Linked DNA regions of Mus musculus: region 2 is linked to region 1. Evidence: chromatin loops called from intact Hi-C (ENCODE). Cell type or tissue: left cerebral cortex. All regions are shown on one strand. Each heading gives the region's core, and the rest is flanking DNA. Links, peaks and the distances in the headings are about the cores only.

The links. Peaks named below come from ENCODE experiments on the same cell type or tissue, not always from the same donor. Only the 100,000 strongest peaks of a DNase experiment are listed, where the experiment ranks them.
Region 2: a loop joins it to region 1, with 2.1 times the contacts of the local background. A loop is called at or near these places in 2 of 42 quality-filtered maps.

What each region holds. Positions count from the first base shown.
Region 1 is chr2:33,083,941-33,089,285 of GRCm38, forward strand. Garnl3 (GTPase activating RANGAP domain-like 3) reads right to left here. Exons shown (of 30, transcript NM_001355200.1): 3 at 1,935-2,004. Among named protein-coding and RNA genes, the nearest start is that of Garnl3, 44 kb to the right of the region's middle. In left cerebral cortex, for the core only: no CTCF peak of the experiment used is centred there; DNase peaks (open chromatin) are centred at 2,409 and 3,124; H3K4me3 peaks cover 3,087 bases; H3K27ac peaks cover 2,929 bases.
Region 2 is chr2:33,029,169-33,034,513 of GRCm38, forward strand. It overlaps Garnl3 (GTPase activating RANGAP domain-like 3), which reads right to left. Exons shown (of 30, transcript NM_001355200.1): 11 at 4,863-4,961; 12 at 1,902-2,005. Among named protein-coding and RNA genes, the nearest start is that of Slc2a8, 50 kb to the left of the region's middle. In left cerebral cortex, for the core only: a CTCF peak has its summit at 2,666; a DNase peak (open chromatin) is centred at 4,298; H3K27ac peaks cover 2,750 bases.

The sequences.
Region 1 (5,345 bases), core at 233-5,232:
TCTGTGCTTTGCACATGTCTGCAGAGTTCATCCATCACACCCATGGTATGTCCCTAAGCACCACCCTCACTGTGCACGAGGGCTCAGGACCACTTCTTGGACCCAGTCTGGTCTTCATCTGACTATGGACGTTCTACCTCTACTACTGAATTTCAGCTTCACTACTGTATGAGGTTAATTTAACATGGGATGTGCTAAGGGCTGGGTGCCATTGTTTTATCTCATCCTCATGGCAAAGCTATAGGAGAAAATATTAATATCCCTATTCTGTGGATGAGAAAACTGAGGACAAGAGATGTTCAAGATCCTGTCAGTAGCAAGTGATGAAATAAGCAAGACTTCAGAGCACACATTGAGAAGTCATGCCACTTTACTGATGACTGGTGACAGAGGACTGTGGAGTTGTGGAGAGATGAACCAAAGCCTGCTCGCTGAGTCACCACTACTTCCTGTGGCCTTACCTCTCCCAGGCAGGGCCATTTGTTCACTGCTCTCATGGAACATCATGTCTGCTATGCTATCTATCATTTGCTGCCCTCTCATATCTTACCGTCCTTCGTCCTTCAGGAGGCCTTCCAATGACCTCCCTGAAGTTCCCTTGTAGGGTGGGTGGCTCCCTCCCTTTCTTTAGCTCCATATTACCTCTGTATCTCTACTTGCCTTCCTACTCTGAATTATACTCTTGCCCGGGCTCCTTGAGGAGAGGCAGTAGTCTGAGTTAGTGCATACAGGGTTAACAATAACTTACAGAACAGGCACTAAATCAACTGATGGATCTTTGATGTGGCTATACTCAATCTTTAGATGATGCGTCGAATCTGCTCAGCTGAAGGACAGGAAACCCCTAAGAATAGGGACCAAACCCTTCACTTATTTTATACTTGCAAGATGCTTTAGCCCTGGGTCAGGCACAGAGTCCAGTCAAACAGAGGGCCACTAGCACTCCACTCAGGTACAGCTGCTCTCCTGCTAAAGCTGTAAAGGTGCAGCTTGTATCAACAGTGGGAACCTGGCTACTAAGCAAGTGGACAGAAACAACTCATCTTTAATCAACAGAATAATGGAGTTAATGACCAATAATAACTAGTGCAGCTTATAAGCACAATTTCTGAAATTGGTTCAGATCCCATGCAATTGGAAAACCAAATCACAATCCTATCATAAAACCTGAGTCTAAGTCGGGTGTGGTGGCGCACGCCTTTAATCCCAGCACTTGGGAGGCAGAGACAGGCAAATTTCTGAGTTCAAGGCTAGCCTGGTCTACAAAGTGAGTTCCAGGACAGCCAGGGCTACACAGAGAAACCCTGTCTCGAAAAAAACAAAAACAAAAACAACAACAACAAAAAAACCCCTGAGTCTATCAATGCTTTCATTTTATTTCCCCTCTTTCATGAGGAATATATACTCTAAAAATCATTATCACAAACTCTAATGTCTCATGTTATAAAAAATTAGATATTTTTATTTTAGACATTTATCATCTGTCACAGTTACTGATCTGGTCCAACTAATAGGCTTATAATAGGAATATACCTCACATGTTCTAACTCCTGTCCCACACCCAGAAAGCAAAGATAGAATCAGAATGTCAACAGTCATTACACTTTCTGTAAACTTTCAGGAACAAGATAACATAAACATGAAATGCTACCTTTCTTCATTTACAAATTATTTCATTCTATGCACTGGTTAATAGAGAAAAATACCAAGGCACAACATATTTTTAACAAACTGAAAGACACGAGATTAAAAGCAATGGCAATGTAAAGAAATAAAGGTGACCAAATGACCATAACCTTTCAGCATCACTGACTTAAATTAAACCTCAACACCGCAGAGTCTTTTAGGAAATATACAACAAAGGCTTGCTAAGCTTGGCAATGGCCTCTAAGTCTGAACCAGTGACCACTACTGAACAGGCAGCATTGACTTACCAGCTCCACAGATCCATAATGCTTCCTACTGAAATCCCCACGTCTACAGCCTAGGTCTTCTGAGACAGAGCTGGAACAAAAATGCTTCATCAGTATTATACATAGCGATCTGGCTACACACCTTCTGAGAAAGAAAAAAAAAAGGAAGGAAGGAAGGAAGGAAGGAAGGAAAAAAAGAAAGAAAGAAAGAAAGAAAGAAAGAAAGAAAGAAAGAAAGAAAGAAAGAGAAAAAGAAAAAGAAACGGCTGCTATGAAACAGGTTTGCAGTGCTCCGGCGCCTCACTGCAGGGGAGCATCCTTGCAACAAACACCGTCCCCAGCAGCCATTGCAGAATCAGGCTTTCATGAAGCCCTCAGTCAAAAGGAAAATGCCCAAGTCATCCCTAGAAGTACAGGTAATGACTGACTTAAATATTTAGCTCATTTGGAATCAATTGAAATTCCCAAAGCTATTGGCGGCTTGTGATTTCACTCGGTATTACCGAAGGGGATGGCAGCCCTGCAGGAACTTGAGGCAAGGGACAAAGCTGCTGAACCAGATCTTGCAATTATCCTTTGCTTAAAAGAGTAGAGTCTCTTTGTCCCAAATATGCAACATAAAAATAACCAGCATCATTTAAAGCTGTATTTTAAGGAGGAGAAAAAAATTCCCAAATCCTCATAGGCCCCCTCCCTTCCCCCAGCTTTTAATTTAAAATTTTTACATGTTAACATAGGGGGAGGTGGAGAGAGAGAGAGAGAGAGAGAGAGAGAGAGAGAGAGAGAGAGAGAGAGAGAAAGACTAGCATAAAATATAAAAATCTAACATCTGAGTATATTTAATTTTGACATGGCAACAACTAATACTTCCCACCCTCCCCTCCATCCCCACCCAAACAGGCTTAAATCAGATAAGCAAACTCACATGCCATGGTCCAAGAGCAATTAAAACAAGGATGCAAATTGCTACTGCGTTTGCACTGCATGCATAGCTCCCTTCTCCAAAGGCACATATCTAATTGGCTACTCAGTCTACCTAGGACTCTAACACAGTAGCCATGAAGCCCACAGACAGACAGCCCCCCAGTACCAACAGTTTTTGTAAGTTTGGCTTGACCATGTCATGCAAACAGCTCTAATACAACAGAAAATAAGATTCTGCAAGAATCACGTTTCACCAATTCCAACTGGTCGGACTGTCGCATGCAGAGACAGGTGCACTCGGTACCTTTTCATCCTTCCTTACAAGGTAGCTACATTTTCTAAATTACAGCCCTCCTGGCACATTCAGCAAGAGACCGACTCTGATGTTCAGCATCCACAGAGCTGACTCTCTGCCAGGACACTGTTTGATAGGCTCCAAGAAAGACAGCATGAGAGAAATGAGATTAGAGTCTAATGGTATTCTGCCTCCACCATTTCACAGAAATGGCTGAATTAATCTTATATGAGAAATTTAACCTTTTCTCGCCCTCACTCTTTTAGCTTAAAGTGTGTGGCATAGCAATGAAAACAGTCTGGAAGGGGGTGCCTAGGCTACCTTCCTGCTTGGATGGACATGATTTATACCCCTCACTCAAAATACACAAACAAAAAATCTTTAAGAGAGACTAACACAACTGTACTCTGTGGTCTATTCTAGTCTGGCCTCTCTGGTCAGAAAACACCCTTGGAGGCACTGTTGTTGTCCTGCATTTTGGTTCCGAGGTCCTTTCCTGTAAGGCTGGGTCACCAGGGGACAGCAGATGTTCTTGAGATGTGGGTCTCTGCACAGCAAAGTCCAGGCAGAACAAATGCTCTGCCCAGACTGCAGCCCCAGCTGTGGTTTCAGTTAGGACCATGATGGAATCAACCTCAGCAGCAGGTGAGACTCAACAACTCCTAACACGAAGAAAGCAGAGATAGGGGTCCTGAGCCTCTCCCTGGGCCATCTTCAGGATCACTCAAGGGGTTCTAGACATGGGGCCAGCTCCTTATCTTTGTAAACAGCAAACATGGCAAAGATGACAGCTCTCAGTCCCATTCTATGTCACCCTAGACTATCTACCTTCCCTAGATGTCTCTTAGAGGGGCAACAGCGTCCCATGAAAACAACCAAGGAAGCCACAGCTATAGAACGCCTGCTCTCTGCTACCCTTCCCTCCCTCTAATCACGTTCCACCTGCATGAGCTTGCTCATGGTAAGAACCAGGCCTAGGCACAGATCATGCACTGTAAGAGGCATCAAAGTATCTATGTCAAAAATCCCTCCCTCCCCCGGTGTCCATACAAGGGTTCCCAGTAGCAGTGGTCATCCAAAGCTCTACAAAGAACCTGCATTGTTCCACCTACTGCCTGGCCCAAGGTGGATATGCAATAAGCATGCATTCATGATGTATATACACATCAGACAGATCTTCCTACCTAGTGCCTGACAGCATTCCCTATATGTACTAGGACAGGTTGCCTGGTGCCTTTCTTGCTGATTGGTCTTTTCAGTCTCTCCATTTAAGAAGGCCTGGCCTACAAGGTAGACATTGCTGTGTGTACTAGATTCACAAACCTACTTCCTTTTCTGGACTCACTGTTGGACTACATTTGCTTTTTCTTGTGATGAGACCATGTGATCTAGCTCTGGTCAAGACAGGAAAGGACAGAAGTGGCATACACTGCTTGAAGACCCATGCCCTGGAAGAAGCAGTGTGCAGTAGCCTCCCTGGAATAGTGGGACAGGAGACTCTTAAGGCCTGCAGTAGGGAAGAACTTCAAGATAAAGAATCTAGGATTCCATGTGCCTGTATGGATGGCATCAGAAGTGGAATGAAAGGCACATTTACCAAAGTGTCTTATGTTGGGTGCTATAACCACAATCATGCACTATGTGGCCCAGATTAAGGGGACAGACAGAAATAAGAATCTAATCTTGGGGGCTAGAAAGGCAGTGATCTGCCTTACACACAGCAAAATATTTGGCAAAAGTGAGATCTACAGTAATCTAGAAGGTAGACCAGGAGGCACCACCCATAGGAAGCCTGGGCTGTATAAGCCAGCTAGCTGAGGGTCAGCCATGAGCAAGTTAGCAAGCTAGCAAGCGGCACTCCTCTATTTCTGCTTCAAGTTCCTGATCTGTTTGAGTTCCTGTATTGACTTCCCTCAACCATAGACCATCACCTGGAATTGTAAGCTGAAATAAGCCCTTTCCTCCCTTAATTTGCTTGTGGTTTTAGTGGTTTTTTTTCCCCCCTTAGCTACAGAAAGGCAAGCTAGAACAATGGATTTAAGTAAAGATAGAAGTACAGTGCTCTACCACTGAGCTATATCCCTAGCATGCAATATAACTCTATTTTGGAATAGAAAGCAGCACTTTTCTAAGTTACGGAGGCTGGTTTTGAACTTGGATCCTCCTCCCTCAGCTTCCAAAATATCTGGATAACAGGCCTATACCATTAGGCT
Region 2 (5,345 bases), core at 191-5,190, 55 kb before region 1:
ACGATACATAAGCGCTCCACCCTCGAACCCCAACCCCAGCATCAGTTTTCTGATGCTGCTGTTGACATGTAAAAGGTCAAAAGCATTGAGGATAGCAGAGAAGATGGTGTGGTCTATCCTCTCCAATGAAGCGGCCTAGCAGTGAGACATAGGTCTTCCCAACCAAACAGAGAAGACATCTTACATACAGCTAGTCTCAGACACATGTGAGAGCCACACATGTTTTAATACACCTGAGCAGAGTCTTCCTAAAACAAGGACAAGTTCAATGCCTTCATGGTCTCCACAGCCTACGAGATTCCCATCAGCCACTTCTTCCAGTCAGACAATAGAACAGCACTTACTGTTTCATCCCTCCTGCATGTTCTCCCTGAGGGCCTCTACCTGCCAGGACTGCAGCATCACCCAGGGGCTGACCCACTGCTTGCTTACCCTTTTACTAGCATCAGAATTCCACATGCTTACTGAAAAGCCTTTCTGGCCCCTTATAACTTTGTATTTCTTTGCTGAACAATTGTCCATTTACATCAGTGACATTTATTCATGGAGATGCCTTCTCTCAATGCATAAAAGGGTGGTAAGAGTCTTATACAAGCTAAGCATAACTCTCCAAATCTCACCTGTCAAAACCTAGTAGCTGGGCCTGGGGAGATGCCTCGGCAGTTACGAGTACCTACTGCTCTTACAGAGGACCTAGGTTTGATTCCCAGCACCCACATGGTGACTCACAACATCCCTCGCTTCAGCTCCAGGGACTCACACTACTTGTTCTTATCTCTGTGTATACATCACATGTATAGATGCAGGCAAACCAAACCAAACCAAACCAAACCAAACCAAACCAAACCAAACCAAACCAAACCAAACCAAACCAAACCCAGCATCCCATATATTTTTTGTATCTAAATTCTAACAGTTTGGATTTTTTTCTCCTGAAAATGGCCAACCTCTGGGTTGGGAAAGGAGAACACTGAGGGAACAACCCAGCATGGCCAGACCATGTAGACAGCCATGGTTACCTTCAACTTCAACCTGAAAACTGCTTCTAATGCCACACAACCATCTGTCTTAGGATTTCTCTTGCTGTGATAAACCGCCACTGACCAAAGTCAACATGGGGAGGAAACGCTTCAATTATCACACTCTGCCATCTAAGGACGTCACAGCAGGAGTTAACACAGAGGCAATTTTGACAAGGCCAAAGGCACACTGAGAGAAGTCACAGGGAGAAGACATGTTAAGTACAGACCAGCCTGCAAGGTGTCTCCTTATGGTTTGAGCAGACCTCTCAGTACTGGAAGCCTGACTGCAAGCGTGGAGTAGCTAAGAGATGGGGGCCTTTAGAGGGGAGCCTGGTGTGAGGTGATAAGGTCTTGGTTGGGGTTAACATGTTTCTCATGGGAGTTCATTCTTGCTCAGTTAGGCCTGTCTGTAACCTAACCTGGGTTTCTCATGCTTCCTCTATGCCTTGTGATTTCTTCTTTGTCTGTACCACATACTAACCACCTTGAGGGTCTCACTAGAGCTCGGAATACCAGTGCTCTTGAAACAACATGACATTGAGCTACATAAACTTCTTTATAACGTTCCCAGGCTCCAGGTATTTTGTTATGACAATGCAGCATAGACGTAGAGTCTTTAAAATCATAGTTACACATGTACACTCACAGGCTCACTACTATCTCTGATCCTGTCTTGAAGATGACAGAGGCAGTACCAATAGGCTTCCTGTTTGTTTGCAGTTCACACAGACATTAAAAAGTGCCTGAATTGGTAGCTGGTAACTGAAGTGGAGCTCACGGTAACACACCTCGTCTCTAATTGTATAAAGCACTGCAGTGCTCATCCACGTTCAGTCACATGATCGTTTGTGTCCTCGGAGAGCCCGATATCACACATACCTGCTGTCTGTTCTCTTTGGAATATGGCAACATGGTGGAAACGTGAAACATGACCTCATGCCCTTGGTACACAGTATAGACTGAGTTGATCCCTGTGGTGTTATCTGTAAAACACAAGAACACAGTCAGTGGGCACAGAGTTTTACACGGGCATGTAGATGAAGGCATGCTCCCAGTACACTCTCAAAGACCTGGTTTATCAGTTGTGGGGAGCAGGAGAGGCTCGCCTGAGGTTAACTCTTTACTTCGAACGAGGCTCCTACTCGTGCTGCAGTCCCTCCCCTTCCCGTGGCCGTGGGGTAAGGGTACAGCTCACACAAGCTGTGGGGCTCAAAAAGTCAAGGTGAGGTTCTGAAGAACTGTACAGTGAGTAAAGGCGCAGGCTCTGGAGGTAGACGAACCAGCCTGAGTCCTCACTGGCTGGGTTACTCCTTTCCACTCCCCAATGCTTTATCATTCTTTTGTAATTTGATTTTTAAAGCTTTGTTACTTAGCGTTTACATGTGTGGTGAGTCTAGGGGTCTATATATAGTATCTGCTTCAATTGCTCTCTACCTTATTTTTTCTTAAAGTTTGGCTGTTTGATTTAAAGCAATATGTTAATTACATATTGTTGTGCAAGTTATTTCAAATCTTGGAGGACTGAACCAAGGACTAATACATTTTAAAAATATTTATTTTTTAAATTTTATGTGTTTGAGTGTTTTGCCTGCATGTATGTCTGTGCATCATGTGTATGCAATGCCCATGGAATCCAAAGGAGGGCATTAGATCACTTAGAACTGGAGTTATAGACAGTTGTGAGCTGCCATGTGGGTGCTGGGACTTGAACCCAGGTCTTCTGGAAGAGCAGCCAATGCTGTTAATCACCGAGCCCTCTCTCTCTCCAGCCCCTTCTATATTTGCTTGTTTATTTATTTATTTATTTGAGCTGAGTCTCTCACTGAACCTGGAGGTCACTGATTTGGCTTGAGTGGCTGTCTAGTAAGCTCCAGGAATCCTCCTGTCTCCATCTCCCCTAGTGCTGGAATTACAAGCATGTACCCCCACACCTGGCCTTTAAAAAGGGGTGCTGGAATTAACCTCCAGTCCTCATGCTTACATGTCAAGCACTTTTCCAGAGGAGCCATCTCCCCAGACCCCATGCTACTTTTGGTAAGTCATCCCATTTTTCTCTTATCCTGTTTTATAATTTGGAAATGGATGCAGGGAAGACTCAGCGAGATAGTCCTTGCAAGGTGCTTAACCTGGCAGAAGACCTGGTGATCAGAGGGCTCAGGAGATGGTACTCAGGACCCCTACAGTGAGCAGAGAGCTGACCATGGTGCTCAGGAACACATCACACACATGAAAAAGCATGTCAGGGGGAAGGTGGTAACCAAGGCCTTTCCACAGCCCTCCTCACACATGGCTGTCATGCTCTGAATCTGTGTGCACCTCTAGGAAGAAAAGCTGTTAGGTAGTCAGGCTGCCTGGACTGAAAGTCTGCCACATTTAGGCTACAAGAGCCTGTGTCACCTGCTTGACTTTCTTTGAGGTTTGACGGAAGATCAAACAAAGCGACTAACACAGAAACCCAAACTGCTGGAAATGCTCCTCAGCTAGAGCCTGAGCTTGCCATCTAGTCTCTTTCATCCACCTCGTTGCTTCCCGGGCTTTCCCTTCCAACCCAGCTCTCTACCAGCTACTTCAGGCCAGAGATCCAGGGACCCTATGAGAATCCTTCTTCCTCCCTATCTCCACTTTCTAATATCATGGAACCCTGTGCCTGAATTCTCAGTGCTGGAATTCATACACTTGTCTCCCTGCCAGCCAGCTGTTCCCTGGCCACGACAGCTGTCCCCTTACCCCCATTTAGACTGTGGGATCTGGTTCTCTAGGGGCTCCTCTGGCCTGTTCCCTCTAGATTATCTTCCCTGCAGATCTGCCCTAAGGGGACCTCAGTGACATGCAAGGGGACTTCAAACTCCCTGCAGGGCCACCTCTTCTCTTCTCTAAGTCTTCAAAAAGTAACAGTTTGAGGCCCTACTTCCTGTTCTCTGACTCCATCCCCCTGTCTACCTCTCTTCTCTAAAGCAGCTAACATCTCACATTGGCACTTGTCATTTCCACAGGGTCAGATTGTATCAGTCGTCCGCATAGTTGAGAACTATAAACTCAGACTGGGAATAGCCACTGCTTGCTTGGCTTGCTTTGTCTCTCATTCGAATTGCAACTTTCTTGGTCCCTTTGCTCCTTCCAGCCAGAAAGCCATTCTCTTAGTTTCTAGCACGCCATGTTCTTTCAGCCTCAGGGACTCCACAGATGCTCCCTGTTTGAAATTCTTTTCTCCAGACTCTCCAACTGTTCCCACTCATCACTCCCAAGTTCCCCCAGAGAAGTCTTCTGTAATCCCCAGAGTCGGCAAAGTGCCCGTGGCACTCTCTGCGCCAACTCAATCCTGTAAGCACTGATTGCCAAGCTATTTCATAACCGTCACTCACGTGACTGGCGCTTGTGCCATCCAGGGGACTATAGGCTCCTTGCAAGGCAGGGGTCATGTTGAGCCTAGCCTGGTTCTGGCATACAGATGGTGCTCATTGGTAAATGCAGCTATGGGACAATGGAGACTTGTGTTGGAAGGCAACTTTCCTGTGTGACTCTCACTGAGGCAAATTGCACTTGTGACTATGTTACCAGGCTCTATAACCTCATGAGATTCCACAACAGATGTAGTCCTTCGTTGATGGAAATGTCATTCATTTGTGTATTGGCTGATCGTGTCTCCTAGTGCTTCCTATGGGTTTCAAGGGCTGATTAGTCTTATAAAGCCAACAAATAGACTCAGTAACCTTGATCGTGTCATCCTGGGATAATCCTCAGGCTCTCCAGTTTCTGGTTCTTTCGTTTCCCTCTCTTGGGTATAAGTAACAGAATTACTTATTTTGACAAGTTACTAATTTTGACAAGGGGAATGCTTACTTTTGGTGTCCAGACCGCCACGGTAGCCTGTCCAGCCCTTTAGAGTAATGGTGTCACCGAGGAGATTTAAAAATTTTTGAAAAGCTTCACTTCCAATTTCTGCAAGAAAAGGCACAGATGTCAATCTCTGGTCCTCATTTTTTAACCATAAAGAAGTCACAGATAATGGTGCTGTTGATGTGCACAGTATCAAAGCATGAGGTCACATCACTTTTTACCCAAGGGCTATAAGGAAGTCTTGTAATTTTCAGGAACCCAAGGGAAGGCAAACAGACAGGTGAACCAGACCTTGGGCATGCAGTATTGAGGAATGAAGGGGCTATTGTTGCTCTGCCCAATGATAGACAGGGTTGTAACATGAAAGACACAAATATAGGAAGATGATACTGTCTTTATAGTAACTCAGCCAGAAGCAGCAAGGGAAGATCTTGCACTCTGTAGAACCAGATTTCCTAAACTTGTGTGTGTTCCCCACACCCCTGG